Regions from separate parts of the Homo sapiens genome. Here region 1 is linked to region 2. Evidence: chromatin contacts called from ENCODE Hi-C or POLR2A ChIA-PET data. All regions are on one chromosome and are shown on one strand. Each heading gives the region's core, a stretch centred on a gene start or an enhancer-like site at or near the end of the contact. The rest is flanking DNA. Distances are from core to core; before and after follow the strand shown.

Region 1 (6,680 bases), core at 2,011-4,510, 43 kb after region 2:
CCATCAGTAAGTCACTCAACCTCTCTATTCCTCAGTTTCCTCAACTATAACAACAGGAATGGTTGTTGACCCTACCTCGGAGTGCTATTCTGAAAGTTAGATGAATTAATACATGAAAAGTGTTCAGAGCAGTGTCTGGCACAGAGTAACAGCTCATGCTCATAACCTTTGTGCATGGCATCTCCTAGGCTTGTACAGTGCACAACTGATACAGCTGTACTCAGCAGTCCTACTCAATGAACGCAAATCATTTTGTCCCCCATTTTTTGGATGATGATATGGTTTGGCTATGTTCCCACACAAATCTCATCTTGAATCAAAAGTAGCTCCCATAATTCCCACGTGTCATGAGAGGGAACTGCTGGGAGGTGTTTGAATCTTGGGGAGCAAGTCTTTCCCATGCTGGTCTTGTGATAGTGAATAAGTCTCACGAGATCTGGTTTTATAAAGGGGAGTTTCCCTGCACATGCCCTCTTGATTGCACCCATGTAAGACATGCCTTTGCTTCTCCTTTGCCTTCTGCCGTGATTTTGAGGCCTCCCCAGTCATGTGGAACTGTGAGTCCAGTATACCTCTTTCCTTTATAAATTATCCAGTCTCAGGTATGTCTTTATTAGTAGTGTGAGAACAGACTAATACGCATGGGAAAAATCAAAGTTCAGTAACCTGCCCAAGGTCACAGGCTCATAGATGGAGGTACTGGGACTGAAATCCCAATTCTGCCTGACCTTTGGGTCTGCTCCTAACCACCACATGATACTGTGTGATGTTAAACATCCCCCCGGTGGTAGAGAACATAGAGAGAATGCAACCTCTCCTTCCCTCCCATTCTTTGACCCTAGATGGAGCTCATCTCATCTTACCCCTGTGAACTCCAGGCTTCCAGGACCCACAATCACAGAAGAGTCAGGGCCCCACCAAATATCCCCAGGCCAAAGCTTAGCAGCACTTAATTTATGCATAAGATCTGAAGCATGTTTCCCTCTGTAACTACAGTATGGGGAGGACTTGGAATGAACATTTTACTATTTAGTAGAAGAAGGGTCCTATCCCAAGGGAATAGTAGGCAATGAAGCCCTCCGTAGATGCCTGCCTTGCAGAATTCGAGCAGATCTGGGGAAGCCGGGCTGATTTAATTAGAGAACAATAGAATGACTTAGTACGCACGGAGGAAGGTGCTTTTTCTAGCTATTGAAAGTGTTTTGGTGCTTTGTACCCACATACTCATGCCATTGTTCTATTGATTTTACAAAAAGTAAAAATTGGAAGAGAAACAAAAATCTAATGAACTTAAACTAAAATCAAATCAGATGTGTTGTTGAGGGTCTATTGGGATCCAGCCCACACTAGGTCGGGAGACAGATGGAAATTGCAGGACCTTCATCTCACCCTAAACCTCTCCACCCCTGAGAGGCCTTGTCCATGGGGACGTGATGATTACTCAGAGTCGAAAGGTGGGAAGTGTCAGCTGTCACCTCAGGTCCTCATTGTCACACTGGCCACAAGGGTTGGAGAGTGAACATCAATAATTCTTCCCTGTCGCCTGTCAACCCAACCACCTTTACTACCCACTGCTCTCTGATGGCTCTTCCTGGAGCTCCTCAGGGGAAGGCATTTTCAAAGGCGAGTCTGGCCAGTGTTGCGCCACTGAAGGATCTGATCTCTGTCCTTAACATGACTTGCCACCGACTTCATAAAAACATCAGTCAAACAGCCTCCGTATGGAAATAATGTGCAGTGAATTCTTCTTATGCTGGGTCATCCATAATAAAAAATCAGCCAGAGGTGGCCCCATATTTCTTTCTGCTCCCTAAAGTGCAATAAATTGAAACTTTTAAAGCTCAGCATGAAGACAGCTTGTCAGCAGCGGCCTGGGGCCTGCCCCGTGGAGGTCTTGGGCTGGGAAATGCCTGGTCTGGTCTATCCAGATCCTCTTAAAATCTAGACCTGCTTGACTTGTGTGCCTCTGGGACACTGACCTCCCTCTACCCATCCCAGTGGAACAGGAAGGCTAAAATTCCTCAAGATGGTCAGTGCTGAGGCCCTGCTTATCCTGACTGTGTAAACTTGGCCCATTCTTTTGGCTTCCGCTTCATTTTCTTTCTCTCTAAAATGGAGTTAAAAATTCCCACTTCCCAGGGATGAAAGGAGCTCACAACGACAATTGTTACCATTTTGTAATGTTTTCTCACTGCCAGACACTGTGTAAGCACTTTGCATGTTTTCATCCATGTATCCTGCAGACATCCTGTGATGGAACCATCCCTATTTTATAGAGGAGGAAAACTGAGGCATAGCAAGACGGTGCTGCTGGCAGAAGCAGACTGCCTCAGGTCTGGCTCCAGTGCCCAAGCTCTGAACCACACACACAGTGAAATCTGGCACTTAGTGTTGGTAACGTTGGTTTCCTTCCTCTGTCCTTCGGAATGAATGTGTTCATCCCTGGCAGGTTCCAGGAATGATGCATATTTCCACCACATTTGCTCAAACTCCGAGTTCTGTCATTTTACAGACTCCCAACTTAGTCCAGGCTCTCCTGATGCTGCCTAAGAGGTTTCCGTTATAGCACGAAACCACTGAGCTGTTTTCTCTGCAACAGAGCTCTCTCTTTATTTTGATCCATTCCGTCTGTGTGGTCAGACCTCCCAGTGAGTGGCTTTCTATGAGGGGCAGTGAAGCTCAGTAGTTAAGAGCTTGGGCTCTGGCGTTGGAGCAAGCAGGCTCTCCACAGACCAGCTCTGTGATGGTGAACAAGTCACTTCCCCTCTGTGTGTCTCAGAGTCCGCCTTTATCAAAAGGTCCTAATGGTGGCACCTTTCTCCTAGAGGTGCTGTGGGGCTGTCATGAAGCAAGGCAGAGAAAGCACAGTGCCTTGAACATGGTCCCCAAGCAACAGTAGCAGGTGGGACTGCTAATGCCAAAACCATCAGGGCCAAGATAATCCTATCTCCAGCCCAGTATGAGCTAAGAAGGCCAGCAGCTGTCTCCATTGACTGCTGTCTGTGTTCATCTCTCTCTGGGGATAAGTCGTCCCTCTCTCTGCTTGCTCCAAGGAAAGAAGGGAAAGGAAAGAGCATTTCTGGATCATGCACCATTATGCCATCTATAAAATGGGGATAAAAATAGAGTCTCCTTTCTCCAGGGGCTCCGAGGACTGGCGGGATCATGCTGCTGAAACCCTCTGCTGAAGTAGGGGCTGGGCAGATGGGAACTGTGTCATCGTGTTCTGCTTTGCCCTGTTGCTTTATTTACAATGACTCTCTCTTGCCTCCTGGCTCCCAGCCCAGCTCCTTGGCCTGGCAGAGGGGCCCTGCGTGAGGCCTCCTCTTCCACCATTAGTTATCTGACATCATCTCCCTTGATGGCCCATCTGCTCCTGCCGCCCAGACCTTTTGTTGTTTGCATGCCCTGCTGTGCCGATTCTTCCATTTCTTTCCACTTCCACCCCTTCCACCCCGGCTGGAGCACCTCCACCGCCTCCTTCCTGCAGGACCATGGCGATCCCCTCACTGGCTGCCCTATTTGCAATCTGGTCCCACCCTCCCCACAGCAGCCAGAGGGAGATTAGGCCACCTACCTCCTTAGAAACCATCCATGGCTTCCTGGCAGACTGAAATAAAATCTAAGCTTTGTAGCCCAGCTCACAAGCCTCAGAGATGTGACCCGCGTCCACATCTTCAGCATCTCCTCCTCCTCTCCTTCTCTGTGCAGCTGCCCTGCCGCACTAGTGAGGTTTCTGTTCCTCAGCACCACCGTTAGTTCCTGTCTCTGCCTCAGGGCCTTTGCACTTGCTATTGCTGCTGCCCAGTGCGCTCTGCACATGGCCATCTACTTTGCATCTTGTTTCTTTCTTTCCTTTTTTTTTTTTTTTTTTTTTTTCTGAGACGGAGTTTCGGTCTTGTTACCCAGGCTGGAGTGCAATGGTGCGATCTCGGCTCACTGCAACCTCTGCCTCCCGGGTTCAAGCAATTTTCCTGCCTCAGCCTCCCAAGTAGCTGGGATTACAGGTATGTACCACCATACCCGGCTAATTTTTTTGTATTTTTAATAGAGATGGGGTTTCACCATGTTGGTCAGGCTGGTCTTGAACTCCTGACCTCAGGTGATCTGCCCGTCTCAACCTCCCACAGTGCTGGGATTACAGGTGTGAGCCACCGCAACCAGCCCTTCCTTTGCATCTTTTAGGTCTTAGCTTAAGTGCTTCTCCTTCATGAGTCCTCTGACTTCTCAAAAGAGGGGCTGGTTTTGCCCTGCCTGCCTTCAGGGCAGCCCTATCACCCACCTCCTAGCCATGGCAGAGGCACTTGAGTTACCTGCTGGAAAATAAGACCAGGCCTGACATCTCACTTCTTCTGTCCATTATGCTCTAACAAGGCCAATTACCTTCCTTTGCTCTACATCAATTTTCTCAGTGTGTCTCAATCCCTCCCATTTGCCGACTGAAATGGGCCCCCAGCCCTCTTTTGCTGGGCCCAACTGCAGGAATACATTTTTCTCAGGGGCTGGAAAAGGGGGTTTTGTGAGTTGTGACCCATCCCTCTCTGAGCCCCGAATGTTTACCTTAGGTGATTTCTAAGAGTGTTTTCTGTTCCGAGATACAGAAAAGGGGGATAAGAGGGCCAACGGGACTTACTGTAGACCTGCTAAATGTTCAGCACTCTGAATGTGCAGGCATCCTGCTGTGAGCTGAACATTATAAATGAGCTGAGTTAGGCTGGGCATGGTGGCTCACGCCTGTAATCCTAGCACTGTGGGAGGCCGAGGCGGGCAGATCACAAGGTCAGGAGTTCAAGACCAGCCTGGCCAATATGATGAAACCCCGTCTCTACTAAAAAACAAAAATTAGCCGTGCATGGTGGCAGGCGCCTGTAGTCCCAGCTACTCCAGAGGCTGAGGCAGGAGAATCGCTGGAACCCGGGAGGTGGAGGTCGCAGTGAGCTGAGATCGTGGCACTGCACTCCATCGTGGGCGACAGAGCAAGACTCCATCTCAAAAAAAAAAAAAAAAAAGCTGAGTTAGAGTTCAGAAGAGGCAGCTGCCAACTGCAGAATGGATTTAGGGTATGTGCATGAATATGGGTTTCTCCAGTGGGGCGTGTCTGTCACCTGGGGCCACGTACATAAGTAATTGGATGAATCTTGATGACTCCACTTTGCTAGGATAGGAGGCCTACTGTGTGCAGCTGGGAGGAAAAGAGAGAAAGAAAAGTGTGAGAAAGAGCTTTATTTAAGTCGGTGTCTCTTAGCCTTCGAGGATCTAGTGAAAGCTATGAACCCAGCAAAATGCTAAATGCTCACATGCAGAATATTTTGCATACCCTTTTAAAGGGGGTCTGTGGACCCACTTTTAACCCTGAACCCTGGTTAAGAAACTTCCACTTGGCTGGTTCCCATGGGCCGTCAAACCACCTCCTACAGGAAGCCTCCCTCAATTCCCATCCTGTGTTTCCACTGTGCCAGTGTCACCCTCTTTCCTCTACTGCACAAAGAGGTTGTCATTAGCTGTTCTTGCCTGTCTCCCACTGAGAGGGCAGGGGCCAGCTTGATTGTTCCCTGCATGTCCAGTGCCTGGCACTGAATGGGCTTCAGCAAGGATTTGCTGAATGGAACTGAAGAATAACTCCTGGTGATGCACCAGGGGTGACATTTTGAGTGGGCTCAGAACCTGGCAGCTTCAAATGCAAATTTATTTGCTTTCTCCCAGGTGTGAGTTGATGAATAGTTGTGAAGACATGAGGGCCGCCTGTATATTAATCCCATGCCTGGGAGGGGCTGGGCTGAGCTAGAGGGGAAGGACATTGAAGGAGGCAGCCTCATGAGGAGGCCTCTCCTCTCCCCTCGCCTCCCCTCTCCCCTCGCCTCCCCTCCCCTCCCCTCGCCTCCCCTCGCCTCCCCTCCCCTCCCCTCGCCTCCCCTCCCCTCGCCTCCCCTCCCCTCCCCTCCCCTCGCCTCCCCTCCCCTCCCCTCCCCTCGCCTCCCCTCCCCTCCCCTCCCCTCCCCTCGCCTCCCCTCCCCTCCCCTCCCCTCGCCTCCCCTCCCCTCCCCTCGCCTCCCCTACCCTCCCCTCACCTCCCCTTGCCTTGCCTCGCCTCGCCTCCCCTCCCCTCTCCCTTCCCCTCCGCTCTCTTCCCCCCTCCCCTCCCACCTCCCCTCCCCTCCCCTCCCACCTCCCCTCCCCTCCCACCTCCCCTCCCCTCCCACCTTCCCTCCCCTCCCCACCTCCCTTCCCCTCTTCCCTTCTCATTTTCTTTTCTTCTCTTCTCCACCTCTTGCCTGGTCCAGCTGGAGCAGAGTGAAGCCAAGTGTGAGGAGGCCTTGAAGACGCAGAAGGTGCTCACAGCGGACCTGGAGAGCATGCACAGCGAGCTGGAGAACATGACGCGGAACAAGAGCCTGGTACCTGTCCCTTCCTGCAGCTGCAGGGACCTGGGCCAGCATAGGCCTCTGGGAGCTAGTGTGGGCCTAGTGTGCGCTCAGCACTATAGGAAGTATGAGGACATTTATTGTAAACCTACCAGGTAGCACCTTGGAGGTACAGACATCCATTGTAGGCCTTTTATGTGCTCAGCTCTGTAAGAGGGACAAGGGGACTTATTGTAGACCTACTAGGTGCTCAGCGTTCTGAATGTGCAGGCATCCTACTGTCAGCTGAGCATTATAAAGATATAAGGGCATCAGCGA
Region 2 (7,029 bases), core at 3,755-6,254:
GAACTTTAGACAGTTGGAGGTGGTCAGGACAGGCTGCCTGGAGGAAGCGTTATTTAAAACTCAGAGTTAAAGCATAGTTTCTTGGTCCAAGGTTGAGGCTCAAGGGCTCTGTGAATATTGTGAAATTGCATGCCAAGAGCCAAGAAAGTGGAGGAGAGCCACTCACACTCTTGCCTTACACTCATTTGGCCTCTTATCCTGGTCTCCCTGACTCCGTTAAACAGCAGACGAGTGGCAGATGCGCTTCGACTGTGCTCAGATGGAGAACGAGTTCCTCAGAAAGCGTCTGCAGCAATGCGAGGAGAGGCTGGACTCGGAGCTGACAGCCAGGAAAGAGCTGGAGCAAAAGGTAAGATGTGGGGATAGTCTGGGCCACAGAAGTGTTAGAGAGTGGGCAGGCTCTCACCTCCACTGTGGGTGATCGAGGTATTAGCTGAGCCTGAAGAGGGAGGAAGAGGACACAAACCCCTTAAGGTTTTTCCATCTCCACTATTATTACAAATGCTGGTCACTGTGAGACATGAAAAATATTGTCTGTACATGTGGATCTTCTATCCAGAGACTGCTCTGTGGTGTAAAGAACATGGATATTAACTCAGGATATCTGAGTTCCAGTTCCATTTCTACGTGAACCTTGTGGAAGTCACTTTAACTCATGTTTCTTATCTATTACATAATTATCAGCGGTCTCAAAACCTTCACATTTCCCTGTTGCCTCTGTTCTAATCTGCTACCTTCATCTCTCATCCAGACCAAAGCAATAGCCTCCTAGCTGTGCTCCTTGCCTCTGGCCTCTCCTCTCAACCACCTGCCACACTGCAGCCAAGGAATGTTTCAGGGTCTCTTTCAGATTGTTCTGTGATCATAAAGTATGCTGACTCTCATGTTGGATTTTTTTCCTTGTGTGTTTTGTAAATTTCGTTTTTGAGCTCATCTTCAACAGGTTTCTGTGCTCCTCCCCCAGTAGTCACAGGTGTTCTGCATTGTGGAATGTTTTTTTTTTTTTCCGCTCCCAGTGAATTTTTGTGTGTGTATTTAGCTATTTTTTATTGTGAGTTCACCTTCAGCAGGAGATTTAATTTTTTTAACATTCTGTTGACTTTGATGGGAGCCCTTTGATAACAGGGTCGTGGGTGTGTTCTGCTAGAAGAAACCCTTTTTCACTTTCTTTGGCAGCAGTCCTTGAGATAATGCTAAATTCTTGGTCTCAGATGTTTTGCGGCATGTAAAAATTGTCAATTGGATCTCTAAACCCACATGAGGCTTAGACCTGGGGTTTAAAATTCTTACGAGAGTACTTCTTGCCCCACCTAGATCCAGGGTGAAAGCAAGCTTTCTTACCACCTTCCAGGCCAGCAGGTGGAGCTTTTATTTTCTCTTCTCACTGAGGTGCATGCAGTTCTTTGAGGGGTTTGTCAATGCAACGGTCTTCATTCCAACTCTTCACCTTCCATGAGCCCAGAGCCTTGTCTCCTGTCTCTGTCTGGGCATTGAAACACAAACCTCTATCCTAAAGGACACTTCTGGATCTATCAACTGCTCTTCCCCCTCATCCTGGCCGCCATAATATTAGTATGTACCATTACTGTTAGGGCTTTGTGTCCTCTGCATTTCTGATATCCTGAAATTTCCTTCTTTCTTGAAGGTAACATTACAAATCTAATGCAATCTTATCTATATATAATATATTTTTATCTAGCCTTTCTAGATGAATGTACAGATAGTTTGGTCTCTCTGCTTGTCTTCTGTGGCCTCCAACTATCCCTCGTCTACATTCTAACCAGTTCACACTCTAACAAATGGTGTGCTAGTAAATGGCTCCCTGGAAAAAAACAAAAAGCCCTGATTTGTAGCACTTGCCAATTTCCCTGGTGTAAATACTCCCACCATGGCCAATTTCAAACTACCATTGTGATGTCACTAACATGGAATTTGAAAGGGATGCACAGAATTAGCTCTGTGCATCTCTTTCAAGTCGGTACCAGCTGACTCTGGCACACCACTGATTCCAGCCACACTCAGTTTTTTTTCTTCTCCTTCCAAAAATGCCTGATTCTTTCTCACCTCTGGGACTTTGCATGTGCTATTTCTTCTTCCCCGAGCAATCTTTCTTTTTCTCTCCTGCCTAGATATCTCCAACTATTCTTAAGATCTTAGCTTAAATGTCACTCTCTCCAGAAAGTCTTTGCTGACGCAGATTGGGTTGGGAGTCCCTGAGTTGTCTTCCAAAACATAGGCCTCATCATGTTGTATTGTAATTACCTACTCACTTCATAGTCTCTCCCATTCGATATCGGAGCCATAGGGTGGAGGTTATATTTGTGTATCTATTCTATTCTCAACGTGAGCAAAAAGTATCATGTGATTGCCTTGCAGAGGTGGGCCTGGGTGAGATCACATGGGATTTTATAAACAATGGAAGTGACTCTTGATATCCTCTATGCTGATGGTGATGATTTTAGTGGTCGCTTTCAAGGTGAACATTGCATCGTGGTCCTCAAGAGACATCTTGAACCATAGATAAACACAGATGGACAACTGCAGGAAAGCAGCCCAGTTCTTTAATAACAAATTATAAAGTTGAGTCAGTTTCCCTGATGAAGGGGGATATTTATGCTACATTAAAAAGTAATAAAACAGCAACCTTTTCTGAGCAGCAGAATATAAGAGAACATCCCATTTGCCTTCAAATACTGAATTTAGAATTACAGGCTTCATTAACTCAGAGTTTTGCTTATTTAAAGCAATTTTTTAATGAGGCCATTTCTTCAAAGCCAGTGTGCTGAGTTGCGTGCTCTTTCCCAGATCTAAACTAGGACATTTGGGAGAGTGTTTCCTGGAGGAAGATGCAAGAGTCTTGACTTTTGTTTGTTTAAGGCCGTGTGCATTCTGGTATTAATTCAGTCCATGCAAAGTGCCATTTGCTGCTTTAACCTTTAAGGCTTGTCACTTGGGATTCCGGGTCAGATTTTCTAGGTATGTCATTTTGGCTGCTCTGTGGCTAATCCTCACATATCCCTTCTGATCATGTCGGCTGGTGGGGATATGAGTTATCCGGTGGCTCAGGGGTCATCAAGTTGAGGCAGGGTAGGTAAAGTCTGTGGGTGCATTGGCTGGAGGTTTATTGAGCAAAAGTAAAATCAACCTTAAGAGATTGATGGAATTATCCCCACTTTACCTCTGAGCAAACTGAGGCTCAGAAAAGTAGCTTCCTGGAGGTGACCCTGGAGGAAGGTAGTCAAGACAGGGTCTCCCCATTCCAGCATCTGCTGTTTTCTCATTACACACCTTGGAAATAGCAACTCCTTGAAATACAAAGTAAAAAGCTCGTTCCATGCCCACAGAGCCGGGTAATTCATTCTATTACTCTTACAGCTTGGGGAGTTGCAAAGTGCTTATGACGGGGCCAAGAAGATGGCTCACCAACTGAAGAGGAAGTGCCACCATCTTACCTGTGACCTTGAGGATACCTGCGTCCTGCTAGAGAACCAACAAAGTCGAAACCATGAGCTGGAGAAGAAGCAGAAGAAGTGAGTTGCATCTCTCACCATCACCTGGGCTGCCAGGGTGGGCTACATTGGAGCTGGCGTTTTCTGGGGTATCCAGGTTCTCCTAACTCCCTCACTTCAACTCCCTTGTTTTGCTCTAATCTTCCTCCCTGTCCCGTCACACCTTATTCCTGTATGGTTCTCCCAAGAATCCAGCAAGAAATTATTCTTTTCTCTTAGCCAGCCTCAACTATGTGGCCAATTGATCTTGTGACCTTGGGGAACTTTCTTTGCCTTTCTGGGCCTTAACATCCCCATTTGTCGAGTGAAGGGTTTGTTGCAGACGGTCAAGACAGCATGGCGATTAGGAGCCCAGGCATTGATATAAAAGTCATCTCATTCAAGTCCTAAAGGTGCCTCTTTCTAGATGTGTGACCTTGAGCAGGTCATTCAGTCCTTCCCAGCCAGATTCCTTATCCGTAGGTTGGTGATAAGATCGCCCCCTTGTGCTGAGGACTAAATGATGCAGTCAGTACATCTAAGTGGACTGATCCTGGTTCCTCTTCCTGTTGGTGAAAATTGGGCTAGAGAATAAGGAGGAGGCCAAAATATGGCCTTCTCATTTAGGACTTGGACTCTCAGATCACGTGAGCCATTCTGGCAGAGACTGGGCCTTGTGCACCAGCAAGATGCTAATCTTGAATCTGCACGGTGTGGTTCCCATATTTGCATTCCCTTTGGGTTGCTGTTACAGTGAGGCGATGGTGGAGCCTGGATTTGTACCCAGATTCGCACACTCATAGGCTTCTTCATGCAAAACCTCAGAACCTGTGATGCTTGGACGCCTTGGCTGTGTCTAAAGTTCTCCAGCTCACTCGGTGAGGGGAAAGGTATACAGGGGTCCTGTTTTGAGCCAGCCAAGTCCTAATGGAGATGTCATACTAGGCAAATAGGTGGGAAGCAGCCTCTTTTAGAAGGCCCATGATAAAATACAGAAAAATGTTCCTGTGTGAGCCAAGATGTGAATTTGTGGAAACTGCCTCCTTTCCAAGAAGTAGGAAGGAGAATTATATTTCCATGGAGGTGGCATAGATTTTGAACTTGATCTGCATTAAATATTATTTATCTTATTTATCCTACAGCTTTCCTGAGCTGGCTTCTTCATCTGACAAAGGTCTTTGGGGGATTGTTAGCGTGCTCTGCATCCCCAAAATAAGAAAGATTTATTTTTTGTTTATTGATATCTCACTCTGTTCCCCTTTCCACCTCCCTGTGGGTGCTCTGGCTGAACCTTACCCCTGCAGTGGGGAAAATGGCTTGGCTCCATCTTGGCCACCTGCTGTGTGTCCTTGGCAAATAACACCACCTCTCTGGGCCAGAGAGTGACTGATGGTTCAGATGGTGCAGAAGTCTCAGTTTAACAGGTCATCTGATCTGGAAGAATGGCTCTGACATATACCCCTGTCTGTGAAACAAGAGGTTGGGACTCCATCATTCCCCAAGTTTCTCCCAGCTGTGACCCTCTTGGCCCCCAACTATGGGTTCTACTCCTGTTCTGAGAGGCCTAACTGAGGGTTTCAACTCTCTGATGAGTAAGGGGCCAGCCTCTGGAGTTTGTGCAGCCAGAAAATTCCATCTGTCTGGTCTTTCCTTTTCCCTTTGGACAGAATCCCTCATTCCAGGCACTTATGAATCTCCCCAGGATACCCCCCAAGCAAAGTTCCTATTTCTTCATATTTGCATGCCCTCCTCTCAAAACTTAGCTTTCTTGTGATGCCCTCTGCTCTGTTACCATCTCTAGGCAGAAGCTAATTTATGTTTTGATGCCAATTGCAGATAGCAGGCATTACCTTTCCAGGTAGATTAGCATTTTATGTCTCAGTCTAACTGTGGAAGTTCAGGCAGAATGACTATGGTGAAGGGAAAATTTAGAAGTCAGTAATACTTCCTTGCATCTCTCGATGCTTAATCGAAATGTAGATGCAGCTGCCTCCTGAGTTTGCTGGGCCCAGGATAGAGTGATGCCTCCACATTGGTAGAGTTCTCTGTTTCCCGCTTTGGCTTCTAAGTTCAGAGTGGCCTGGGATGGTTTCATTTTGGTTGGATTGTTTGTGGCATGATTACCCTATGGGTCACAAAGCTTGGTTCTGAGGGCTGATGAAATTCCGGGTAAGCCCTGTGCTAGACTCACTGATTCCCACACTCAAGGGTGGCTGGACCCAAGGCCCTTTCTTAACAGATTGAAGGTTGTGTGCAAACCTATCTGGCCTCAGGCAATTGGCTGGTCAGTGTGGGCTGTTTGCTAGGAGCTGGTGTTTGTAGTAGCTATTCTTTGGCATCAAGTGGCCTGTTAAGTCAAGGACTCCTCTGCACCATCAGTTACTGTCTGGTCCCTACTGTCTTACCTCACCTGTCCCAGGAATGGACAGGTAGATGGGGGACTAGCTAAGACATTAGGGAAGCCCAAGTCCATTTCTACCACTTTGGAATTTGGGGCTGAATCACTCCTCCTCTCCGAGTGATTTCAGTTTCCTCCTCAGTGAATGGATCGAATAACATGTTTCTTGCTGAACTGTTGTAAGGACGACATGGATCCCAGCCCAGGACCTGACACACTGGGACTGCTGGATCATCACCCTCATCACAATGCTTCCATTCAGAGGCAGCAAATAGTGCCCCTTGAATGATGTCACCAACAGCCAATCAGAAAGCTCCTGAGCTGTTCCAACAGGAGGGCTCCATTATGATTGGGTCTCTCAGAAGTCTGAGACTTTGAATGATAGTCTAGTATTAAGGAACACTGGATAGTCTTATAATAAGCGAGACTTTCTTGCCACCAAAGGCCAAACCCCATGCCCACTTCTGCCATATCAAGATCTCTGGAACAATGGGACTTCCTGTTTGGGCCAAGGGGAAGTGACTGAAAGTCACACCTTACTGAGGCTTGGCAAAGCCTTCTCTATCGGTTTCCTCACCTGTGATACTGCCAGGAGGCTGAGACAACTGAACAGAGTGACATAACATCCAGGAGGGGCTTCTCACCCAGTGGTCATCACAGAAGGGCAGGAGGGCCCCTAACAAGGCATTAATTCCCTGGATGACTTTCAGTAGGACTGACTAGTCTTTGTGTTTTCTGCTTGAGAAACAAATGAGGACAAGAATGTATAAATGTCCATCATTTTATTGATAATCAGCATGCTTTAGTATGGCATATGAGAGTATAAGCCAGACAATATGTTAAAATATGAAATGTAGAATATCCTCATTCTACTTACATCCATTCGTTTGTTCATTGGTCAGGAAATATTGGAAGTCAAATGGGGCCTGGTAGATTTAAGGGGCCTTGACATATGCTGGCAGACCAGATAGATCAGGTTTTTGGGTTGGTTTTTTTTTTTTTTTTTTTTTTTTGAGACAAGGTCTTGCTCTGTCACCCAGACTGGAGTGCAGTGGCACAATCATGGCTCACTGCAGCCTTGGCCTCCTGGGCTCAAGGGATCCTCCCACCTCAGCCTCCAGAGTAGCTGGGATTACAAGTGCA

What was found. Hi-C counts contacts between places; a loop is a spot of excess contacts on that map. ChIA-PET counts read pairs that join two places held with the same protein, here RNA polymerase II (POLR2A).
Region 1: a map of dorsolateral prefrontal cortex shows a loop between it and region 2 (2.1-fold over the local background). The contact joins the enhancer-like site here to the promoter of MYO18B-AS1 in region 2. A Hi-C loop is called at or near these places in 4 of 168 maps with a recorded cell type or tissue (CD4-positive, alpha-beta T cell, aorta, dorsolateral prefrontal cortex and 1 more). POLR2A ChIA-PET finds 5 or more read pairs at or near these places in 2 of 52 experiments (H1 and WTC11).

The regions. Positions count from the first base shown.
Region 1 is chr22:25,939,856-25,946,535 of GRCh38, forward strand. MYO18B (myosin XVIIIB) reads left to right here. Exons shown (of 44, transcript NM_032608.7): 35 at 6,282-6,395. Among named protein-coding and RNA genes, the nearest start is that of MYO18B-AS1, 43 kb to the left of the region's middle. RefSeq lists enhancers at 2,829-3,366, 3,367-3,903. Within about 2 kb of position 3,261, at least 6 of the 41 ENCODE cell types and tissues checked have a DNase peak (open chromatin) inside an H3K27ac peak, as active enhancers do; they include dorsolateral prefrontal cortex, where a contact is called at or near this core.
Region 2 is chr22:25,894,932-25,901,960 of GRCh38, forward strand. MYO18B-AS1 (MYO18B antisense RNA 1) reads right to left here and starts at 5,005. Exons shown (of 3, transcript XR_938086.3): 1 at 4,785-5,005. MYO18B (myosin XVIIIB) reads left to right here. Exons shown (of 44, transcript NM_032608.7): 28 at 225-349; 29 at 3,376-3,530.